Regions from separate parts of the Homo sapiens genome. Here all the other regions are linked to region 4. The links are chromatin contacts, found by Hi-C or POLR2A ChIA-PET in ENCODE. All regions are on one chromosome and are shown on one strand. Each heading gives the region's core, a stretch centred on a gene start or an enhancer-like site at or near the end of the contact. The rest is flanking DNA. Distances are from core to core; before and after follow the strand shown. Region 1 has its middle 70 kb from the start of TULP4. Region 2 has its middle 51 kb from the start of GTF2H5. Region 3 holds the start of LINC02901 (long intergenic non-protein coding RNA 2901). Region 4 holds the start of TMEM181 (transmembrane protein 181). Region 5 has its middle 41 kb from the start of TULP4. Region 6 has its middle 22 kb from the start of TULP4. Region 7 holds the start of EZR-AS1 (EZR antisense RNA 1).

Region 1 (2,893 bases), core at 376-2,875, 320 kb after region 4:
TTGCACATTTAGGTTTTTTTTCTTTTAAAAATGGTCTGCTCTGATTTCATGTCTGAAACAGAAAGTATACAGGACGAACCTGAAACATCTCATCATATCGTAAAGCAAGGAAGCTATGAGATTACTAGAGACGTGTCAGAAGGACTCAGGTGCCAGCCTAAATAAGCCTACACTGCCCAAAGAGGGAGCAATTTGAGCATCGAAAGGACAGTAACTGCAATGGACTGAAACACACCACGTATGCTAAAATAGGCGTTCATAATGTTATGCGAAAAAATTTAAAACCCTCAACCATCACCACTGGAGGATGCTAGGGGACCAAATCATAACTTTGAAAACTGGTAAATCAAGGGAAATAATCAGACACTTTTCAAACCCTTCCTATACACTCTATACCTCAAGGTAACCAAATAATTGACAAAGGAGAATTTCTACACACACACACACACACACACACACACACACACACACACCTATTTCAGCTAATAACTAAATGACAGGATGTAACCATATTGTAATCCCTCCTGAACTCATAGACCAAGTTAACATTCAAGAATGGTTGCTAGTATCACAAAAAGAAAGAAAGAAGACTTCCTGATGAAAATAATCCTGCCCTCACAAAAAAATAAAATTGGATTCTTTTGATTTAGCCTCTACAATGAACTACCAATGTACAGGAAACACAAGAAATAAAATAACATATTTTACATTACAAGGATGCAAAGAATAAAATTCAGTTTCTTCAATAAAGAGTTGCAAAGAAAAAAAAAGATAGAGAACCTATAGGTTAAAAGAGACTTTAAACCATCCAACTGCAATGTATGGACCTTATTTGCATCTTAATTCAAACAATCATATATATATATATGATATGATATAAACACACACACACACACGTACACGCCCATACACACACATACATACACACAAATATATACTGCAGTCAAGGAGTATTGATTGGATATCTGATGATACTAAGAAAAAATTTTTAAGGTAAGATAATAGTATTGTAATTATTTTAAGGGGTCTTTTTCTTTTGGAGACATGTACTAAAATATTTACAGACAAAATTATATGACAGCTTGATTTGCTTTAAAATAATCCAAGTGGAGGGACGTGAGAGGTATTGCTCAAACAAAACTGGTAACGTTTTAAAATTGCCAAAGCTGGGCAAGATACAGTGCTTTATTACACCAGTCTCCACTGTTAGCAATGTTTTAAAATTTCCATGATAGGCCGGGTGCGGTGGCTCACGTCTGCAATCCCAGCACTTTGGGAGGCCGAGGCGGGCGGATCACGAAGTCAGGAGTTCGAGACCAGCCTAGCCAACATAGTGAAACCCTGTCTCTACTAAAAACAACAAAAAAATTAGCCGGGTGTTGTGGTGGGCACCTGTAATCCCAGCTACTTGGGAAGCTGGGGCAAGGAGAATCACTTGAACCCGGGAGGCGAAGGTTGCAGTGAGCCAAGATTGCGCCACTGCACTCCAGCCTGGGCGACAGTGAGCAGCAGGGTGGAGTTTCAGTGCCTGTGCTGTGTGGAGTGAAGTGAACCGGTACGGCCAGAACAGCAACTTCCTGTGTGCTCTCAAGCCTGTCAATAAGATACTGCAGATCCACAAAGATGATGTAACTGGCCTGCATTGTAAAGTGATATGCCTTATCCAGAAAGGAAGTTTCAGAGAAGCCTTGAATGTCATCAATACTTGCACCAAACTGTTAGCCAATAACTCTCTCTCCTTTGAAAAGGCATATTGCGAGTACAGGCTCAACAGAATTGAGAATGTCTTGAAGACAGTAGAAAGTACCAACCGGCAGACAGACAAACTGAAGGAGCTTTATGGATAAGTGTTACACCGTTTGGAACACTATGATGAATGCTTAGTGGCATAAAGAGATCTCGTCCGAAACTCCCACGATGCTTATGATGAGGAGAGGAAAACAAACCCTTCAGCAGTTGTTGCAGCTCAAAGCAATTGGGAAAAAGTGGCTCCAGAGAGCCTGGGCTTCCAAGAAGGCACACATGAGCTGTGCTAAACACTGCATGTGCACTGATAGACCACGGCCAGCTGAACCAGGCCATGAACATCCTACAAAAAGCTGAAGGTCTTTGCCACCATTCATTATCAGAAGACACTGATGAGACTGAGGAAGACCCACAGGCAGGACTGGCCATCACTTATGGTCAGATGGCCTATATTCTGCAGCTTCAGGGTCAAACAGAGGAGGCTCTGCAACTTTACAATCAAATACTACTACTAAAACCAACGGATGTAGGGTTACTAGATGTAATTGCAAATAACATCATTACCATTAACAAGGACCAAAATGTCTTTGACTCCAAGAAGAAAGTGAAATTAACCAATGCGGAAAGAGTAGAGTTTAAGCTTTCCAAGAAACAACTACAAGCTATAGAATTTAACAAAGCTGGCCTGGCGCGGTGGCTCATGCCTGTAATCCCAGCACTTTGGGAGGCGGAGGCAGGCAGATCACAAGGTCAGGAGTTCGAGACCAGCCTGGCCAATACGGTAAAACCCCGTCTCTACTAAAAATACAAAAATTAGCTGGGCGTGATGGTGCGTGCCTGTAGTCCCGGCTACTCGGGAGGCTGAGGCAGAAGAATCGCTTGAACCAGAGACGCAGAGGTTGCGGTGAGCCAAGGTCACGCCACTGCACTCCAGCCTGGGTGACAGAGCGAGACACCATCTCAAAAAAAAAACAATTTCACGCCTGACTGGTTTTGGTGGAGACGGGGTTTCGCTGTATTGGCCGGGCGGTCTCCAGCCCCTAACCGCGAGTGATCCGCCAGCCTTGGCCTCCCGAGGTGCCGGGATTGCAGACGGAGTCTCGTTCACTCAGTGCTCAATGGTGCCCAGGCTGGAGTGCAGTGGCGT
Region 2 (2,904 bases), core at 43-2,542, 340 kb after region 4:
TTTTTGTATTTTTAATAGAGACGAGGTTTCACCATGTTGACCAGGCTGGTCTCGAAGTCCTGGCCTCATGTGATTTGCCCACCTCGGCTTCCCAAAGTGCTGGGATTACAGGCCTGAGCCATTGCATCCGGTCCTCAATGACTTTTCTATGCACTGTTTGTTACCAGGTCTTTGTGGATGATGACACTATTTTCCAAATGAAGACACTGAAGCCTTAAGACAAAACTTTAAAAAAAAAGATCATAGATTGAAATGTGATAAAGGTGTCATTCATGAAATTAACAGAAATCATCAGCACTGTAAAAAAGCAGATGTCAAAAAGACAAAACCTAGTGAAAATACACTGGCACTCACATGCTCTTAGGAAAGTAAGCCTTCTAATTAGGACTGTGTGCCATTATCACTTCTATTTTGCAAAATTGTCCATTTTTATGTAAATGCTAGCCATTTTCAGTTTTACTCAGTAAAAAACTTAGATTTTGTAACTGCAAACTTCATACTCTGCAACTGATGTTTATTAATAGGACCAATGGATACAAATGTCATGTCATAACTTTATACTGTAATTAAGCATTGCTCCAAAGAGAATCACTTAGCAGACACTGAATAAATAAATTTTGTTATATTAAAAAAAAGCCACGCACTGTAGCTCAGCCTTGTAATCCCAGCAATTTGGGAGGCCTAGGTGGGAAGATAGCCTGAACCAAGGAGTTTATATATATATGTATTATATAACATATATAATACATATGTTATATATGTTATAACTGGGCAACACAGGGAAACGCCCATCTCTAAAAAAATTTTTAAAAATTAGTCAGGCATGGTGGCACAGGCTTGTAGTCCCAGCTACTCAGGAGGCTGAGGTGGGAGGATTGCTTGAACTTGGGAGGTTGAGGCTACAGTAAGCCATGATCATGCCATGGCACACTCCAGCCTGGGTGACAGAGCAAGACCTTGTATCAGAAAAAAAGAAAAATAAGGTAAACAAAACAAAAAAAATTAGATGGAGGAAGATAATCTCTGAAAGACTTAAACATTTAAGTATTATATAAGTATTAGACCACAAAAGTAAGCAATCCCAGCAGTGATTTATCTATGTCGAAATAATCTTACTCACAGCTGCAAAATCATGCAAGTGTTTTGGGTATTGCAGCAGAGACAGCTAATTGTACACCACGAGTCCTCTCATGTGATAGAACTGTAACCAGGAAGTCTCTGCCCAGCAAGAGACTGTATTTCCTAGTACCTCCCTACCTCCAAGTGGAGCCATGTGACTGATACTTGCAATCGGAATGATGTATCTCACTCCTGGCCAAGGCAGTTAAGAAATGGGTGTGTTTCTCCACATGTTCTCTTCCCCTGCCAGCCAGCTAGGTGTAAAGAACTTGAGGCCCTAGAGAATGAAGCCACCAGATGGAAAGGGCTGGGATTCCTGAATCACTTGTGATGGAGGGCTGACTACCAAGAAACATCTACATGGGACTGCTAAAGGAGTATAAAATAATCCCAGTGAAGTGGGAGCAGAAAAAAAAAAGTTAAAAAATAAAGACAAAAAACAGAAGAATAAAAACAATTTTAAAATTCCATTTTGTGAAGTCTCTGAAAACTACGCTAATATTAACATAGATACTAAGCTATTTTGAAGCACTGAAGCTCTACGTAGGCATCAGGAACATTTTGGGCCTTAGGAGAAAAAAGAGCAAGTTTCATGTTTACTGTTTTTTCCCTATTCCCATGCCGAGCCCAGCAGCAGGTAGTGAGTATGTGATGAATAATTGAATGGATGGTAAATAAACAAATTAACAGATGAATGGATGAGTGAATGGATGGATAAATTAGGAATTCACATAAAAATTGTCTTATTTCATTTTCTGTTGCTCTAAATGGAATATCACAGATGGGGTAATTTATTAAAAAGATGTTTATTTGGCTCATGGGTTCTGGAGGCTGGGAAGTCCAAGAGCATGGCACCAGCATCTGGTGAGGCTCATCCCATGGCCAAAGCCAGAGATGCAAGGCATCACATGGCAAGCAAGCACATGAAACAGAGTGGGGAATTGGGGTCGAACTTATCCTTGTATTAGGAGCCCACTCCCTCTAAAACTAAGCCACTCCCATAATAATAGCCTTAGTCCATTCAGAGGGCTGAGCCCTCATGGCCTAATTACCTCTTAAAGGCTCCACCTGTCGGCCAGGCACAGTGGCTCACGCCTGTAATCCCAGCACTTTGGGAGGCCGAGGCAGGTGGATCATAAGGTCAGGAGATCGAGACCATCCTGGCTAACACGGTGAAACCCCAACTCTACTAAAAATACAAAAAAATTAGCCGGACATGGTAGCAGGCACCTGTAGTCCCAGCTACTTGGGAGGCTGAGGCAAGAGAATGGCATGAACCTGGGAGGCAGAGCTTGCAGTGAGCTGAGATAGCACCACTGCACTCCAGCCTGGGAGACAGAGCAAGATTCTGTCTCAAAAAAAAAAAAAAAAAAAAAGCTCCACCTGTCAATGTGGTCACAATGGCAATGAAATTTCCTTTTTTTTTTTAAACAGTGTCTTGCTGTGTCACCCAGGCTGGAGTGCAGTGGTGCAATCTCGGCTCACTGCAACCTCCACCTCCCAGATTCAAACGATTCTCCTGTCTCAGCCTCCTGAGTAGCTGGGATTACAGGCGCACGCCATCATGCCTGGCTAATTTTTGTATTTTTAGTAGAGATGGGGTTTCACCAATGTTGGTCAGGCTGGTCTTGAACTCCTGACCTCATGATTCGCCCACCTCGGCTTCCCAAAGTGCTGGGATTACGACGTGAGCCACTACGCCCAGCCAGCAATGAAATTTCAACATGAGTTTAGAAGGGGACATTCAAATCATAGCAAAAGCTACAATAGTCTCAAATAAAATAA
Region 3 (2,921 bases), core at 273-2,772, 310 kb before region 4:
TGGCACCAGCCTGTAATCTCAGCTACTCGGGAGGTTGAGGCATGAGAATCGCTTGAACCTGGGAAGCGGTGGTTACAGTAAGCCGAGATCACACCACTGCACTCCAGCCTGGGCAACAGAGACTCTGTCTCAAAAAAATAAATAAATAAATAAAGTCACAAAAAATCTCGCAATGTTTTAAGAAAGTTTACAAATTTGTGTTGGGCCACATTCAAAACCGTGGCCTGTGCGGGTTGGACAAGTTTGGAATAAAGCATAATGCTTGATTGCAATTACATGAAGTTTAAGAGTAGACACAACTCATACTTGGTAATTTAAGTCCAAATGAATAGTGGTTACCTCTGGGGAAGTACTACTGACCGGAAGGAGCAGTTGGAAACCTGGGGTGATGGAAATGTTCTAGATCTTGACCTAGGGGCTAATGACATGTGTATACATATGTAAAACTTCACCCAGCTGTCCTCTTAATTTCTGTGCGATTTATTGTGTGTAAATTATATCAGTTAGGAAAAAATAAGAAAAATGAAGGAATGATGGAGAAAAAAAGAAATGAAGAGAAACGTAACGAAGGAAGAAAGAAGGGAGGAAGGGAGGGAGGGAGAGAGGAAGGGGGGATTAAACCCAAGCACGGAGGGGGAGAGATGCTCCTCAAAAATATGCTATCAGTCATGTAGTGTTATTTATTTATTTATTGAGATGGAGTCTCGCTCTGTTGCCCAGGCTGGAGTGAGTGGCACGATCTCGGCTTACTGCAACCTCCACCTCCCAGGTTCAAGAGATCCTCCTGCCTCAGCCTCCCGAGTAGCTGCCATTACAAGCACACGCCATGGTGACCGGCTATTATCTGCATCTTAAAGATGGGGAAAGTTTGAGGTTTCCTGATGTGTTCAGCGTCACAGACTGGGTGAGTGACTCAAGCTGAGGCTAAAACCCAGGTGTGTAGGGCACCAAAGCCTTTGTGATTCCACCTCCTACAGCTCAGGTCACTTCCTCGGAGAAAGGTGACTCCTAGAAATGCCTCCCACCTGGAACTGATCTCCTCCTGGGAAGAACGTCTGTCTTATCGCCGTCGACCTTAGGCATGGACACCCTTCTGTCCCCCACCCACAACTGTGAGCCTGCTCAGGAGGCACAGCCGCGTTCATTCATTTTAGGCCTCCTCAAGGGCTCAGCGCCTGCTAAGCAGATGCGCGTTCCTGTAGGACAAGGGGTGGCCACTGGAGACGCGGGTGCGACGCAGGCGATCACGCCCTCGGACGACGCTGCGGACTGCGCTTCCTTCCGAAGAGGGAACCGTTGAGAAGAGTGAAGCGATGAGTTATGCCTCACTGGAAACCAACCGCGTCCGTGTGACTCACTTAGAAACTCACTGTTACATATTTGGAGCCTGAGCTGACGACCTTCCGGGTACACGTCAGGCAGAAGCAGGTGCGCGGTGGGAGTGTCCGCCCCGCCCCGCCGGTCGCGCCGGCCCCGCCCCCCTCACCTGCGCGCGCAACCCCACCCCAGCGCGAGGCTCTGCACCGGCCGCGCCCGCCATCCAGCTTTTATATGGCGCTATTTTGGTCGCGCGCCCTGATTGGCCGGGAGCGGGCGACGACACGCTCGCGCGCCTCAGGGAGGGGCCAAGATCTGGGGGAGGGGAGCTTCTGGCAGCCGCGCGGATCCGGGGGCGGCGGGGCGGGACTGCTGCGGTCTCTGGGGGTGCTTTGGGGCTTCTGTGCCTAGTCTGCAATCTGTTAGTGGGGTTATATTTTAATAAAAGAGCTTGTGTGTCCGAAGGGGATTTGCCAAGAACCAAACTCACCCTTCTGGGAGGGAGTTGCCAGATGGCGGGAACAGGCGGCGTAAACCTTACCAGACGTGAGCCCAGGCTGCTCAAGTGTCATTCGCGTCTTGAAGCTCTTGCCCGCCTCCCTTTGCAAGCGCGTCTAATGCCAACTCTACCTTGCCCTTTGCTAAACCAGCCCTCTAATGTGTTATCGTGCCTCACGTCAGACAATGGCTGGGCCTGTCTCTCTTTCCCCTTGGTTCTGTCCTCTGCCCTTCTCTTAAGCCAGAAGAACAAAACACTCCTTAGAATCGCTGGAGGATCTCATTTCCACCACATTCCCGTGTCCGGAGCCGAAGAGCCACGTCTGACCCTCACTGGTCTGGCTGTCCACCAATCAGGCAGCATTGCTTCTCTGAGTCTCAAGGTTATTAAATTTCTTCTGGTGGCAGACTGGTTTTGTACTTTGGTGAAAGTGACCAAATAGGTACGAAGTGTGATTCATCAAAAATTCTTACACTTAAAAAGATAAGCCAAAAGGATCATTCGAAGCCACCACTCCATATTAGATGGGAACTTAGCTTGAAAGGGGTTCTCTTAAGGATTTCTATTTACTTCTTTGAATTACAAATATCATCTCTGGTTGGAAAGCCTATAAACGCCTCTGAGATTTCCTGAGTTCACAACTTTGAAGATCATTTGCAGCTGGATGCAGAAAAAACAAACCTAGTAATTGTTGAATGTGGACATCAATAAGAATTAAGTACTTTTGGCCCAAAGGCAGTGGTTCACACCTGTAATCCTAGCACTTTGGGAGGTCGAGGCAGGAGGATAACCTGAGGTCAGGAGTTCCAGACCACCCTGGCCAACATGGTGAAACCCCATCTCTACTAAAAATACAAAAATTGGGTGGGCGTGTTGGCGCATGCCTGTAATCCCAGCTACTCAGGGCTGAGGCACCGAATTGCTTGAACCCAGGAGGCAGAGGCTGCAGTGAGCAGAGATCATGTCACTGCACTCCAGCCTGGGCGGCAGAGCAAGACTTGTCTCCAAAAAGAACTTTCAATGTGCCAGGCATTTTAAATGCTTAACAGGCATTTCATTTAATCCTCACAAAATCCCCATGACTTAGATACTATTATTATACCCA
Region 4 (3,231 bases), core at 382-2,881:
AGCTGCGTTTTGCTTGTCCTCCTCGGGACCTTTCCTTGGTCAACTGCTTTCTTTGGTCTAGTTCCCTGTCCTGTAACAGCGCAGGACCCTGGCAGAAGACCCAGATCCCTGTCCTGGCCAAGGCCCTCACCACCTCACGTCCCCGGCCTCTCTCCTACTGAAAAAGCACACCCAGCCCACCTATGCAGCTCCAAGGGGCAGCGCGTGAGAGAACTCCTGTAACACGCAGCTGTCACTCTGCTACAAGGCCACAGTTCCACAAGACACCGTTCCAAGCAGTATTATTTACATAGGCCGCACAAGAATCTTGCCCTCTGGAGTTGTGCAGAGGCAATACTGCTAACCTACCTCCACTTGGCTTTTAAAATCTTTAAAACATCCACATAGGTCTGATATTTGATGCCATTCCAGTTTCCCAAGAGGTGCTAAAGCAACATACCAAAGTCAGAAACTTCTAAGGAAGCAGAAGGAAAAACAGATCTCTCTGTCACAGGCACTTGCGCTGAGGCAACAGGCCTGGGTGTCACTTCTCTGACCACGTCCACAGCCAGAGAAATCAGCAAAGATCCAAAGCAAAACCCTTCTGCCTCAAAAACCGCATATAAGCCAAGAAGCGCGCCCAGGCCCCTCGGAGGCTGCCTTCAGTGCAGGGAGCCGGCCCTGGAAGCCTCCTGCGCCAGGCGCGGCTGCACATATGGGCCACTCCTTCTCCCGGACTTTCTGCAACTCCACGCGGCGCTAACCCTCTGGTTAACTCCGTCTCCTTCTTTTCCAGATGCGCCCAGGGGGACACCTAGGCGACTGCTGGGTCAAAAGCAAGCTTTAGGGATGGCGTCCACGAGACCCCAAACAGGTTTTTCCTCATTAAAAACCCTGGACTTCAAAGAGGTAAAGAAAAAAAAAAAAGCCCAAAGTCAGCAGATCGTAAAACGCATAAAACTCATATAACTCGACACCCCGAGTCCAAAGGGGCTGTTGCGGCAGGCTCCCCGGTGCCCACGTCACCAATCGCCTCTGAGAGCCTCGCACCCGGCGCTGGGCGAGACCGCAGGGCAGCGCGGGGCGCTCTCGATACCGAGGGGACGACGGGGCGGGGCCTTTCCGGCAGGAGAGGCTGCCCGGGAGGCGGCGGGACTCCGTGCGGGCGGCCACCCTACGCCGGGGAAGGGCCGCAGCGCCCCCGGTTCTCTCGGCCCCCCGGTGAGCGCTGTGGCTCGCAGCCCCGTCCCGGAACCCCGACCGCATCCCGGTCTCTAACCGCGGCCGGGCGGGCAGGCAGGAGGGAGCCCCGGCCCCGGTCTACTCTCGCCCCGCGCAAACACCTCCGCCTGACCCGCCCGCGAAGCCCCCTTCAGCGCCCTTTTCCCTGCCCCCAGTTCCACGTGGGCGCCAGGGACCCTGCGGCACGGCGCCGGGAGCCAGGGATCCCCAACTTTCGGCCGGAGTGTCCGGAGAGCCAGCCAGCCCGCCCGCTCGGCCGGGGACTCACGGCTCCATCTCGGCGCCCAGAGCCCTCGGCCCCGGCCCGCGCGTCCCGAGCCCGCCAGGCGCCGCGCAGCAGCCTCGGCAGCGGCAGCCGCAGCCGGAGCCGGAGCGACAGCGGCTGAGCAGCGGCCGGCCGCGGAAAACTCATCAGAGCGCGACGCCGAGATCACGTGCGCGGAAGCGACTCTCACGGCGGAAGAGGGCGCGGCGCGGTGGAAGCGGGGCCGCGGGCGCGCGGCGAGGGGGGTGGCCCTCCTTCGTGGCCCCGTGCCGGGGCGGAGCCCCACGGCCGGGAGCACCCAGGCTAGCCCTGAGCTGGGGCTCAAGACAGAAGGAATGAGTGAATGAATGACTTAGTTTACCTCTTGTCCCTAGGGCAGGTAAACAGCGCATTCATTCACTCCTACTTCCCGAGTGTCGGGGCGTAAGGATGGGCCTCGGGAGTCCACGAATGCCCTGCAGTTGTCTGGAAAACACTATGGGTGTCTGCATTTTTCTAGGGAGAGGAGCTATAGCTGTATATTCATTCCCTAAGGGTCTTGTGACCCCAAAAAAGGTTAAAAGCCAGGACAAACTTCTGCCACCCCGAATGATGACAGGAACCTTCCGGGCTCTTTCTGGTAGCTTCTCCCGCAAGCCGCTTCTAGACTGCAGCTAGACCAGTGGACCAAAAGCACTTTCCTGATTTCGCATCTTGGCTCAGTGTTCCCCATTTCTGTAATCAAGAATGGATGAGAACCAAGGTTTGGCTATTTCTGAGATTCTCTTTGGAGCATTACTCAAAATGTCCCGTGTTCCCGTGTGCTGTGGGTTTAAAGTCGGTCTGCATGAGTTAAATAAAGGACTTCCAAGCTTCCTTTGCAATGTATCCTCATTCATTCACTAAACTGTAAACAGGCTTACTATTGGCAGAAAAGTGTGGACATGAATAAGGAACAGTTCCTGCCCTCAGTGAAATTACAGGCAAAGAAAATTACCAACAGTAAGTTAGGTAGCCTTAGCTCAGGGTGCTACAGTGAGGAAGGGTGCCTAACTCGCCTTGGGGGAGTGGAGAAGGTAGGGGACAGAATGCAGAGTTTGGGCTGAATCTGGAGGGTGAGGTGGATATTAGGAAGAGGGGGGTTAAAAGGGGGAGATACCAAGCAAAGCACACCCTAAGCCAGGACACCAAGGAATAGTTACACAAAATCTCATTAGTGCTCTGAATCCTAAACCGCAACTCTTCAAGGAATAACAAAAGATTATTTCTTAAGTTCTTTTCATACATAAGCAGAGGGAAAGGGTTCTTCATAGCAACAAGACCGGAGAACAGAAACTGGGTACCTGCAGGGACAGACTGTTCACAGGGACGTGGGGCGCGGGAAGGGGTGAGTCGGAGGGAGTTCTATGAGCTAGAGCAGGGGTCCCCAACCCCGGAGCCTGTTAAATTACAGACGTGAGCCACCGCAACCAGCCCAAACATGCGTTTTCATGCAACACCTTCTGTTAAATGTTTAGGCCTGAGGATGCCTCCCTACTTGAGTCCTTACATAAGGAGCTGCAGCCTGGCATAGTTAACATAAAAGAGAAGACACCCTAATTGAGGAGGATGCTTTTGTAACAAACAGCTGAGTCTCAGCCAATCACAGCCAGTGAGCTTCTGTCATTGGCAGGTGGTTAGCTGATTCAAATAAGCTAGAACATAAACCTGTAACCAGTTAAGCTGTCTCTGCGCCTCAGTTCCACTTTCTGTCCATAAATGTTGTC
Region 5 (3,124 bases), core at 298-2,797, 290 kb after region 4:
ATAGTAAAGTTACACAAACCTAACTGTCACATTTGTTTTTGACTGAAACACTCTAGAAACTTGGAAAGCAGTAGTGATTAAGAAGGGGAACTCAGGAGGCTGACAGCCTCACTTCAAATCTTGGGTCTGTCAATGACTACTTCCTGCATTAGAGCTATGCTACTTAACTACTCAAGGTCTCAGTTTCCCCAACTGTAAAATGGAGGTATGACAAAACCTATCTCAGGCAGCTGTGGAGGGATTTCAGTGAGTTAATTGTAAGCTCTCTAAAGGAACTTCCTGATAGTTTCCTCCTCCCTTGTGATTCTTTCTGTCTCCTCTGCTTGTTCCTCTGCCTTGGCTGGCCTGGGATGCTGAGGTTCCACAGCACTCACTGCCAGATCCTCTTCTTCAGCTCCAGCCTCTCCCTCATTCAGCTCACATTAAGCATAAAAAACAAATACGAGCTATTAATACCATTATCTTGTACTGAACAACAATTCTTGGCTAGTAATAAGATCATAGCCATTGGGGCAGGAAGGGAGGAAGAAAGAAAATATAAAAAGAATCTGATGATAAAAACATTGGTGACCACTGGTAATTCCCAACTGAAAAATTCCACCTCTTTATGCTTGAAATGCACCTGTTGCCACATCACATGGTCCTTGGCACCTTGAATTAAAACCTAGTGGATAAGGCTTTCTCCTCTACCTGTCACCTCCCCGAGGACAGTAGCCACATCTGACTTGGTGACAGTGTATGCTCAGCAACTGTGGAACCAATCCCTGGGTACTTAACCAGCCCCTTCCCCCTAAATTCACTCATACATTTCTAATTTAGAAATTAAACGTTCTAAATATTTTTCCGCAAATACTTTTAAACCCTCCACTGCACATGTGTCCCAGTGAGTCCTTTCAATGACTTACCCCATCCTTTGTCTCACCTGAAGCAAATTCTACAGATTTTCAAACGTAGCATTTCAATGTTTCCCCCAAAACAGATTTATTCTCAGTGCTTTCCAACTTTAAACTAAAACTTCTCAGAACATTTTATTTTTCTTTAGGAGGACAGTTACACCTGAATCAAAGCTACCGTTTCAAAATTTTTAATGTGGGGCCAGGCGTGGTGGCTCATGCCTGTAATCCCAGCACTTTGGGAATCCAAGGCAGGAGGATGGCTTGAACTCAGGAGTTTGAGACTAGCCTGGGGAACAGAGTGAGACCCCATCTCTACAAAAAATTTAAAAATTTGCCAAATGTGGTGACCCGCCTGTAGCCCCAGCTACTCAGAGGCTGAGGTGGGAGGATCGCCTGAGCCCAGGAGTTTGAGGCTGCAGCAAGTTATGATGGCACACTGCACTCCAGCCTGGGTGGCAGAGCAAGAACCTATCTCAAAAAAAAAAAAAAAATTCTAAAATGGATTAAAGAAACCCTATCTGAGCTACAAGAGACAAAGCCTGTGAGAGTTAGATGTCTCCTTGCCCTTCCTCCTCATCAACAAGTCATGACACAACTTGAGGAAGCTGGACCTATTTTGGTTAGGCACCCACTTAACTTGGCCTTTAAATGCTTTCTTCATTACCACATGAGAAGCAACAATTGAAAATGAAACAAAACTCAACAGAGCAGTGACTAACATAAAACTGCTTATATTAAATAAACTCAGTACAGCATCTTTTTTTTTTTTTTTTTTTTGAGACAGAGTCTCACTTTGTCACCCAGGCTGGAGTACAGTGGCGCGATCTCGGCTAACTGCAACCTCCACCTCCTGGGTTCAAGCCATTCTCCTGCCTCAGCCTCCCATGTATCTGGGATTATAGGCACCTGCCACCATGCCTGGGTAATTTTTGTATTTTTAATAGAGACAGGGTTTCACCATGTTGGCCAGGCTGGTCTTGACCTCCTGACCTCAGGTGATCAACCTGCCTCAGCCTCCCAAAGTGCTGGGATTACAGGCATGGGCCACTGTGCCCGGCCCTACAGCATCTATTCACACTAAGCTGCTTTATAAACTCTGAGGCAAAAATGAAGGCAGCCTTGAAAGTTGCCACATTTAAGCACAAGGAAGCCTGGAGTAAATCACCTCTAATTCAGGAGCAATTTCATCTGTGAAGGAAAAACTTCAGGAAGAAATTTTGAAAGCTTGAGAAAAGCTTAAAAGGAGGCAAGCATCACATCAACAGATGATGTGTGTTAATTTTAGCTGCAATAGTCTAAAGTGCAGTGTCAAACCAGGAAAGCAGCCAAGCAACACTCAGGCCAGAGACGCTAACTGAGTGCCCATCACCGGCCCCGGTACCAGAGACACTTAGTGAGTGCCCACCACAGGCCGAACAGGCCGGGTGCTGACAATGCAAAACTCATCGAAGTCCAGTCCCTAGCCCCGAGAAGCACCCTACACAGTGAGAGAAGATGGGCAAAATAAACCAACTTCAATACTACAAGGTAAATCCTGTAATCAAGAGCCAAAAAAGTGCTGTGGAGCAGAGTTGAGAGAATCTTGCTGGAATGACCGGTCCCTGGCAGGATAAAGCCAAGGTAGGGTCTTCAGATGATGATGCAAGAGCAAAACAAAGAAAGAGAGCTCCAAGTTGGACCAAGTAAGGACAATTTACTGACAAAAATATCTCAATAATGAAGACTTTATAATAATCCAAGAGAAAATTAAGCCAGAGTTCTTAAGATAAATAGAAGGCTATTAAAGATATATAGAAGATCTAATTATACTGCCTGGATAGGAAAGGGTCTTACTGCTACAGAGTAGAATTAACGTATATTTAATAGATATGAATGCTGTACATTTGACACTTACTATTTAACTTTAAAACAATTAGCCTTTTCAAAAACTCAGTGTTTTTGTTTTTTCCTAGATCTAGAAGCAATAAAATGGGCTTAAGGAACACGGAATAAAGGGAGCAACCCTGTGAAGACCACAAAGGCAGAACAGTGACAGCAGCTCAGCAGCAAGACTGCCGGGCACCGGGCCTGGCTCTCCCACCACCTGACTGGGTAACTTTTCAAACACCTTCATTTCCCAAGAAGTAGGAATGTTGGGAAGACTAAATAAACATATGTCAAGTACTTAATTACCTGCCCACATAGTAAAGTGCTAAATAAATGTTGGACATTGCTTTTGCAATTTCATT
Region 6 (3,156 bases), core at 232-2,731, 270 kb after region 4:
AATATAAGAGATCAAGAGAAATGAAAGATAGATTAAAAAAGGACAAATCTAATTAAAATTCTAAAGGGACAGAACAGAGAAAATGGAAAAGAAATATCTGAAGACATAACAACTGAGAATTTGCCAAAACTGATAAAAAAAAATGCACAGACACAAGAAGCAGCACAATATATGCCACGCAGGAGAAATAAAGAAGAAATCCACACCTGGGCACACTTTAGTAAAAGTGCACAATAAAAACACCAAGAGAAGAGTTCAGAAGTAGCCAAAAGGAAAAGACAGGTGCTTACAAAAGAATGACAATTAGATGACAGAGACATCTCAACAGCGGCACTGGCTGCCAAAATCAATGAAATAGTATCTTCAAAGCACTCAAAGAAAACACAATTATATTCCCAGAAAGATTGTCTTTTAAGAATTAGAGTGAAATAAGAAGACCATTTCAAAAGAATAACAGCTGAAATTTAAGGCCAACTGACCTCGCAATATAACATCTAAACAATATTCTTCAGGTAGAAGGAAAATGTCTCAGAAGGAAGGTCTAAGAAACAACGAAAAAAGAAATTGTTAAATATGTAGGTAAAATTAAACAATGTCTGTTCAAAACAGAACAATAAAGCAGAAACAGCAGACTCATATTAATACACAGTACTTATCAACTTCTAGGTATAGCTCTTAATGCTTTATAGGTACTATATTTCTCATTGAAAAGCCTTAGCCTTATGAGAAAGATCCTTTTGTTGTCCACATTTTATAGGTGAGGAAATTGAGGCACAGGCAGGTTAAATGCTTGCCCGACACTATCCGGTAGGCAGCAGAGCTGGGTGTCACACCAGGCTGCCGGTTTCAGTTTCTAGTTTATGTGCTTAACCACTAGACTGTGTCTATGACAAATGTGGGGGGGAAGGTAGAAAACTAAAAAATAAAAAAAAGACAATTTGATCAAACAAGGATGACCAGAGCCAAAAGTACTCTAAGGCCTTTATATTGTTTTAGAAGGATAGTTAAAATACTCAACCTTATACTTAATTATCTTAGGTAAGCATGGTAAAATTTAAAGGGCAATCACTAAAAAACTAGAAATAAAGTATAAAACTTCTAAATCACTGGAGGGGTAAAAACAGAAGGGAGGTGGGAGCAGGGGAGACCAAAATCAATCCCCTAGAAAGAGAAAAACAATACAAAAGGAAAAATAAATGAAAATGTACAAAGCTTCTGCACAGCAAAGGAAACAATCAACGAAGTAGACATAATCCACAGAATGGGAGAAAACATTTGCAAAATTATTCATCCAACAAAGGATTAACAACTAGAATATATAAGGAACTCAACAGCAAAAGACATTCTGATTTGAAAATGGGCAAAGGATCTGAAAAGACATTTCTCAAAAGGAGACAACAAATGGAGAGCAGGTACATGAAAAAGTGCTCCACATCACTATCATCAGGGAAATGCAAATCAAAACCACAAGCAGATGTCTTCTCACCCCAGTTAAAATGGCTATTACTAAAAGAGTCAGAAAATAACAAATGCTGATGTGGATGCTTGAGCCCAGGAGATCGAGATCAGCCAGGGCAACACAGTGGGACCCCGTTTCTACAAAAAATTTTAAAATTAGCCAGCATGGTGGCATGCGCCTATGGTCCCAGCTACACAAGAGACTGAGGTGGGAGGATGGCTTAAGTCTAGGAGGTGGGGGCTGCAGTGAGCCATTAATCACGCCACTACACTCCAGTGACAGGGTGAGACCCTGTCTCAAAACAAAACAAAACACTTCTTGGCTATAGCAAAGGTGGTATTTTGAAAGAAAATTCATTGCCTTAAATGCTTATGTTAGTCTGGGCATGGTGGATTACATGTGCAATCCCAACACTTTAGGAGGCCAGGGTGGGAGGACTGCTTGAACCTAGGAGTTCAAGACCATCCTGGGCAACACAGTGAGACCCCGTCTCTACAAAAAATTAAAAAATCAGCCAGGCATGGTGGCACATGCCTGTGGTCCCAGCTTCTCAGAAGGCTGAAGTAGGAGGATCACTTGAGCCCAGGAGGTCAAGGCTGAAGTAAGCCATGATTGCACCACCGTACTCCAGCCTGGACCACAAAATGAGACGCTGTCTCAAAAAACAAAACAAAACAAAACAACAACAACAACTTATGTTATAAAAGAAGAAACTGTTATAAAATGTTATAAAACTTATGTTAGAAAAGAAAACATGTTATAAATTAAGGGGCTAAACATTCAACTTAAAGAAGTTAGAAAAGTACAGCATAAACCAAAAGAGAGTAAAGGAAGAAGATAGTAAAAACAGAAATTAAATAAATAAAAAGAAAAAAAAATTAGACAAGCTAAACAAAGCCAAACACTGATTCTTTGCAAAATGTAATCAAAGACACAAAGCTCTGGCAAGATAGATAAAGACAGAGCAGCACAAATAAATACTGACAATGAAAAGAGGGCTACAACTAACTACAGACACCATGAAACTTAAGATAAAATAATACCATGAACAACTTAATGTTATAAAATTAGATAACATATGAAATGAGTAAATTCCTAAGAAACACAATTTAACAAAACTACCTCAAGAAGAAAGACAGTCTAAATTGTTCTATAACCACTAAAGAAAATGAATCTGTAGTTTAAAATCATCCCACAAAGAAATCAGGCCATATAGTTTACAAACGAGTTCTACCAAACATTCAGGAATAGCCTACAGCAGTATTACACAAACTCAATCAGAATATTTAAAAAGTGATAATAGCCACAACTAGTTCTAAGAGGTTATTAGAAAATCTGTTTGTCTACTAATTAGAAATATAATCTATTAGATATAATTCATCATACTAAAAGAGTAAAGAGCAGGGAAAAAGATTATTGCAATACAAGCAAAAAAGTATCCTAAAATTCAACACTCATGGCTGGGCGCGGTGGCTCACGCCTGTAATCCCAGCACTTTGGGAGGTCGAGGAGGGTGGATCACGAGGTCAGGAGATCGAGACCATCCTGGCTAACACGGTGAAACCCCGTCTCTACTAAAAATACAAAAAATTAGCTGGGCGTGGTGGCGGGTGCCTGTAGTCCCAGCTACTCCGGAGTCTGAGGCAGGAGAATGGCGTGAACCCGGGAGGCGGAGCTTGCAGTGAGCCGAGATCACG
Region 7 (2,976 bases), core at 85-2,584, 260 kb before region 4:
GGCGTGCGGCGGCCGGGGTCGGGACGGGGGTTCTGGGCGGGGGGTTCCTGGTGGAGGGCCCGGGCGGGCGGCGGGGTTCGGCGGCAGGTGCGGCGGGCAGCCTAGGGGGCGCGGCGCGGGGTTCTCGCCCGGCACCCCCGGGGCAGGTGGAGCTGAGCCGGCCCGCGGCCCCGCGACCTTCCCCTCGGCGCCGGGTCCCCTCAGGTCTCTCCCGAAGGAAACGCGGAGCCTGGGTGCCTGGGCGCCGTCCCTCGGCGGCTCCCGAGCGGTTGCAGTTTTTGAAAGAGTTTCTCAAAGGCTTGACGGTTGTGACTGCAGCCGCGGGGCAACGGTTGCTACACAAAGTGAAACTTGCCGAGTGCTCGGCTTCTCACGGGCTTCCTGGCAGCCCCGGGAAGTTCCTCGGCGGACCCCGAGCCCGCGCCCCCTCTCCACGGATCCCTCCCCAGCGAGTGCCCCCCCGCCCGCCCTGTGCCCCCTCTCCCCTGACCCCTCCCTGTCGGGTGCCCCGCGGGCTCGCGCTGGCTGTCCCGGGACTCCTTCCTCCTAGGTGTTCCTCCTGCCCCTCGCCCTCTCTCTCCCAGGCGCGCGCTCCCTCTCCCCGGGCCTTTCCCCGCCGGGTATCCCTGGGCCCGCGCCCCCTCTTCTCCGCCTCTCTCCGCTGGGTGCACCTCGAGTGTCCCCCAGACCCCTCCCCGCCCGGCCGGCGCTCTCTCCCCTGACCCTCCTGGCCGAGTGTTCCCCGGGGCCCGCGCCCCCTCCCCCCGATCCTCCCCACTGAGTGTTCCCCCTGCCCTCTCTCTCCCGGGCCTGCGCCCCCCACCAGCCCCTTCATGCTGGGGGTCCCCTGGGTGCGCACCCCCTCTCCTCGGACCCACCCCCAACTGGGGGGCACCTCCAGTGCCCGCCGGCTGCCCCTTGGGCGCGCGCCCCCGCTCTCGGGCGCCTCCTCGCCGGGGGCCCGGCCCGGCCCCGCCCCGCCCGTGCCCCCTCCCCATGCCCGCAGTGCTGGGCGGGGCGCTGACTCACCCGGGCCCGGGCTGGCCGGTTCTTAAGCGGCAGCGCGCTGCGGGCGCCGAGTGTCGGGCGCGGCAGGAGGACGAGGCAGGGCGGGCGGGCGCTCTAAGGGTTCTGCTCTGACTCCAGGTTGGGACAGCGTCTTCGCTGCTGCTGGATAGTCGTGTTTTCGGGGATCGAGGATACTCACCAGAAACCGAAAATGCCGAAACCAGTAAGTTGCCCAGTTTCTGGGCCGGGCGGACGGGAGAGGCTTCATTGGAGAGGGGAGGCACCTGCTCGAGGTGTTGGGGCAGTTCCTGGGGAACAGGGTTCTTCTCACACGCAGAAGACGATAGGAATAGGAGGAGGTTTTCGCCGCTCTTTGTTACTTGTTGACCCTTTTGTGGAGCGTTAGGAAAACACCATTTTGATGCTTTTCTCTGCAGTCTTTTTCTTTGTGAGCCCCCTCCCCAGTAGTTACGGTCTTTTCTAAAAACTAGAGGCCTTTTTACACTGCTTCCGTCTGTTTTTAAAGGGTATAGTAATACAACTTAGAAGTTTCTTAAAAAGTCCAAATCACAGGGAGACTCAGATGGCTTCCGACCACACACACCAGTTCTCAGAGCTCCTAAGGGTCCGAAACCACAGGCGCCCCAGATCCAACTGGGGAGATATTAAAGGGCGTTTGGGAGAGGAGACTGGCTTTCGGAAGTTGCCTTTCAGCTTCGCTTCCTACTAGGCCCATGAAGCGGTGCCCTGTACACCAGCAAACTTGCTGGCTGCAGCAGAATTTCTGTCTCTAACAGAAGGTTAGCCATGGACTTGAATTGTAGATGCAGGCAGCCGGTGGAGTTTGATAAGAGGTTCCTGGCAGGCCGGGCCGAGCACTCCTGGTCAGCTGATGAAAGGGCTGTGCCTGCGCCTCTGTCTCCTTGAATCTGATTGTGTTGAGATTGCTGGCGAGACCTGGGGGTTGTAGGCACAAGGCAGGTTCTCTGGGACTGACGCTTCTTAGAAAGTTGTATGTATTCTACCTGCTTTTAACACTGGGGAACTGGTGACTAGACATTAGGGGGAAGGTTTAACATTTTTTGAGTTTTGAATCACAATGGACAAAATATCAGGATTCATTACAAATTGGGATTACAGATACATCTGGAATTTTTTTTTGGTTTTTCAAACAAGTTGGTTCTGTAATCAATGCTTGTGTGCCTTTTGTGGGGGATGGGGGAGCGGAGTCTCTCTCTGTGGCCCAGGCTGGAGTGCAGTGGCATGATCTCGGCTCACTGCAACCTCTGCCTCTCAGGTTCAAGCGAATCTCCTGCCTCAGCCTCCCGAGTAGTTGGGATTACAGGCATGTGCCACCATGCCCAGCTGGTTTTTGTATTTTTATAGAGAGGGGGTTTCACCATGTTGGCCAGGCTGGTCTAAAACTCCTGACCTCAGGTGATCTGCCTACCTCGACCTCCCAAAATGCTAGGATTACAGGCGTGAGCCACCACACCCGGCCTTGTGTGCTTCTTCTGTTACATTTTATGTTCTCTAAGATCTTTGTTAGAGGTATTAATTTTGCTGTTAGGATAAAGAATTAATATGCCAGTAGATTCAGAAGCCAATATAATTTTTGCCTAAGTTACATCAAGATGATTCATTTGTGATGCAGAGTATTTTCTATACAAAATTTTTCTTTTTAATTCAAACTTAAAAGTGACACGTGACATCGAGGCTTGACAGTGCATGTGGTATGAAACTGACCTAAGTACAACCCCTTACTCAGGCAGAGCTGAGTGCAACGGTATGCGGAGGAGTGGTCAAGAAGATTACCCTTCTGGGTGTGGTTTTCTTTATTTCACTAAAAGAAGAGGTGCAGAGCTCAGCTAAGATAGCACTCAGGAAAAAGTTAACCTGTTCTCCGTCACTACTTTTCTTTCTCATTTCTCATAATGAATGGTAATTTATTTTTATGGTTTCTTTTTT

What was found. A loop is a pair of places that touch in the nucleus more often than their neighbours do. ChIA-PET counts read pairs that join two places held with the same protein, here RNA polymerase II (POLR2A). Pooled maps may share reads with other maps.
Region 1: a loop to region 4 is called in a pooled map, with 2.7 times the contacts of the local background. The contact joins the enhancer-like site here to the promoter of TMEM181 in region 4. A Hi-C loop is called at or near these places in 15 of 168 maps with a recorded cell type or tissue (CD14-positive monocyte, CD4-positive, alpha-beta T cell, CD4-positive, alpha-beta memory T cell and 10 more), 12 of 37 single-sample maps with no recorded cell type and 28 of 50 pooled maps. POLR2A ChIA-PET finds 5 or more read pairs at or near these places in 6 of 52 experiments (CD4-positive, alpha-beta T cell, H1, K562 and 3 more).
Region 2: a map of mammary epithelial cell shows a loop between it and region 4 (9-fold over the local background). The contact joins the enhancer-like site here to the promoter of TMEM181 in region 4. A Hi-C loop is called at or near these places in 20 of 168 maps with a recorded cell type or tissue (CD14-positive monocyte, CD4-positive, alpha-beta T cell, CD4-positive, alpha-beta memory T cell and 14 more), 17 of 37 single-sample maps with no recorded cell type and 32 of 50 pooled maps. POLR2A ChIA-PET finds 5 or more read pairs at or near these places in 8 of 52 experiments (CD4-positive, alpha-beta T cell, CD4-positive, alpha-beta memory T cell, HepG2 and 4 more).
Region 3: a loop to region 4 is called in a pooled map, with 9 times the contacts of the local background. The contact joins the promoter of LINC02901 here to the promoter of TMEM181 in region 4. A Hi-C loop is called at or near these places in 2 of 37 single-sample maps with no recorded cell type and 8 of 50 pooled maps. POLR2A ChIA-PET finds 5 or more read pairs at or near these places in 2 of 52 experiments (CD4-positive, alpha-beta memory T cell and WTC11).
Region 5: a pooled map shows a loop between it and region 4 (4-fold over the local background). The contact joins the enhancer-like site here to the promoter of TMEM181 in region 4. A Hi-C loop is called at or near these places in 6 of 50 pooled maps. POLR2A ChIA-PET finds 5 or more read pairs at or near these places in 3 of 52 experiments (HEK293, activated B cell and activated CD4-positive, alpha-beta T cell).
Region 6: a loop to region 4 is called in a map of naive thymus-derived CD4-positive, alpha-beta T cell, with 7 times the contacts of the local background. The contact joins the enhancer-like site here to the promoter of TMEM181 in region 4. A Hi-C loop is called at or near these places in 1 of 168 maps with a recorded cell type or tissue (naive thymus-derived CD4-positive, alpha-beta T cell), 1 of 37 single-sample maps with no recorded cell type and 9 of 50 pooled maps. POLR2A ChIA-PET finds 5 or more read pairs at or near these places in 1 of 52 experiments (activated CD4-positive, alpha-beta T cell).
Region 7: a map of ascending aorta shows a loop between it and region 4 (2.4-fold over the local background). The contact joins the promoter of EZR-AS1 here to the promoter of TMEM181 in region 4. A Hi-C loop is called at or near these places in 1 of 168 maps with a recorded cell type or tissue (ascending aorta) and 13 of 50 pooled maps. POLR2A ChIA-PET finds 5 or more read pairs at or near these places in 2 of 52 experiments (A549 and T-cell).

The regions. Positions count from the first base shown.
Region 1 is chr6:158,241,428-158,244,320 of GRCh38, reverse strand. It overlaps a transcript of TULP4 not described here and the pseudogene SRP72P2. Among named protein-coding and RNA genes, the nearest start is that of TULP4, 70 kb to the left of the region's middle. RefSeq lists enhancers at 1,349-1,398, 1,799-1,868, 1,979-2,088. Within about 2 kb of position 1,625, at least 17 of the 41 ENCODE cell types and tissues checked have a DNase peak (open chromatin) inside an H3K27ac peak, as active enhancers do; they include PC-9 and gastrocnemius medialis, where a contact is called at or near this core.
Region 2 is chr6:158,217,744-158,220,647 of GRCh38, reverse strand. No RefSeq gene overlaps it. Among named protein-coding and RNA genes, the nearest start is that of GTF2H5, 51 kb to the right of the region's middle. Within about 2 kb of position 1,292, at least 3 of the 41 ENCODE cell types and tissues checked have a DNase peak (open chromatin) inside an H3K27ac peak, as active enhancers do; they include CD14-positive monocyte, PC-9 and mammary epithelial cell, where a contact is called at or near this core.
Region 3 is chr6:158,868,415-158,871,335 of GRCh38, reverse strand. LINC02901 (long intergenic non-protein coding RNA 2901) reads right to left here and starts at 1,522. Exons shown (of 3, transcript NR_160980.1): 1 at 1,359-1,522. RefSeq lists enhancers at 529-1,202, 1,133-1,302, 1,203-1,875, 1,876-2,548 and a silencer at 1,383-1,702.
Region 4 is chr6:158,558,491-158,561,721 of GRCh38, reverse strand. It overlaps TMEM181 (transmembrane protein 181), which reads right to left and starts at 1,631. Exons shown (of 17, transcript NM_001376852.1): 1 at 1,490-1,631. The coding sequence starts at 1,497. RefSeq lists enhancers at 1-99, 100-601 and a silencer at 1,021-1,940.
Region 5 is chr6:158,269,699-158,272,822 of GRCh38, reverse strand. It overlaps a transcript of TULP4 not described here. Among named protein-coding and RNA genes, the nearest start is that of TULP4, 41 kb to the left of the region's middle. Within about 2 kb of position 1,547, at least 4 of the 41 ENCODE cell types and tissues checked have a DNase peak (open chromatin) inside an H3K27ac peak, as active enhancers do.
Region 6 is chr6:158,288,561-158,291,716 of GRCh38, reverse strand. It overlaps a transcript of TULP4 not described here. Among named protein-coding and RNA genes, the nearest start is that of TULP4, 22 kb to the left of the region's middle. RefSeq lists a silencer at 753-802. Within about 2 kb of position 1,481, at least 7 of the 41 ENCODE cell types and tissues checked have a DNase peak (open chromatin) inside an H3K27ac peak, as active enhancers do.
Region 7 is chr6:158,816,337-158,819,312 of GRCh38, reverse strand. It overlaps EZR-AS1 (EZR antisense RNA 1), which reads right to left and starts at 1,334. Exons shown (of 3, transcript NR_102425.1): 1 at 1,208-1,334. It overlaps EZR (ezrin), which reads left to right. Exons shown (of 14, transcript NM_001111077.2): 2 at 1,147-1,231. The coding sequence starts at 1,220. RefSeq lists silencers at 1-761, 902-1,101 and enhancers at 1,312-1,361, 1,844-2,013, 2,877-2,926.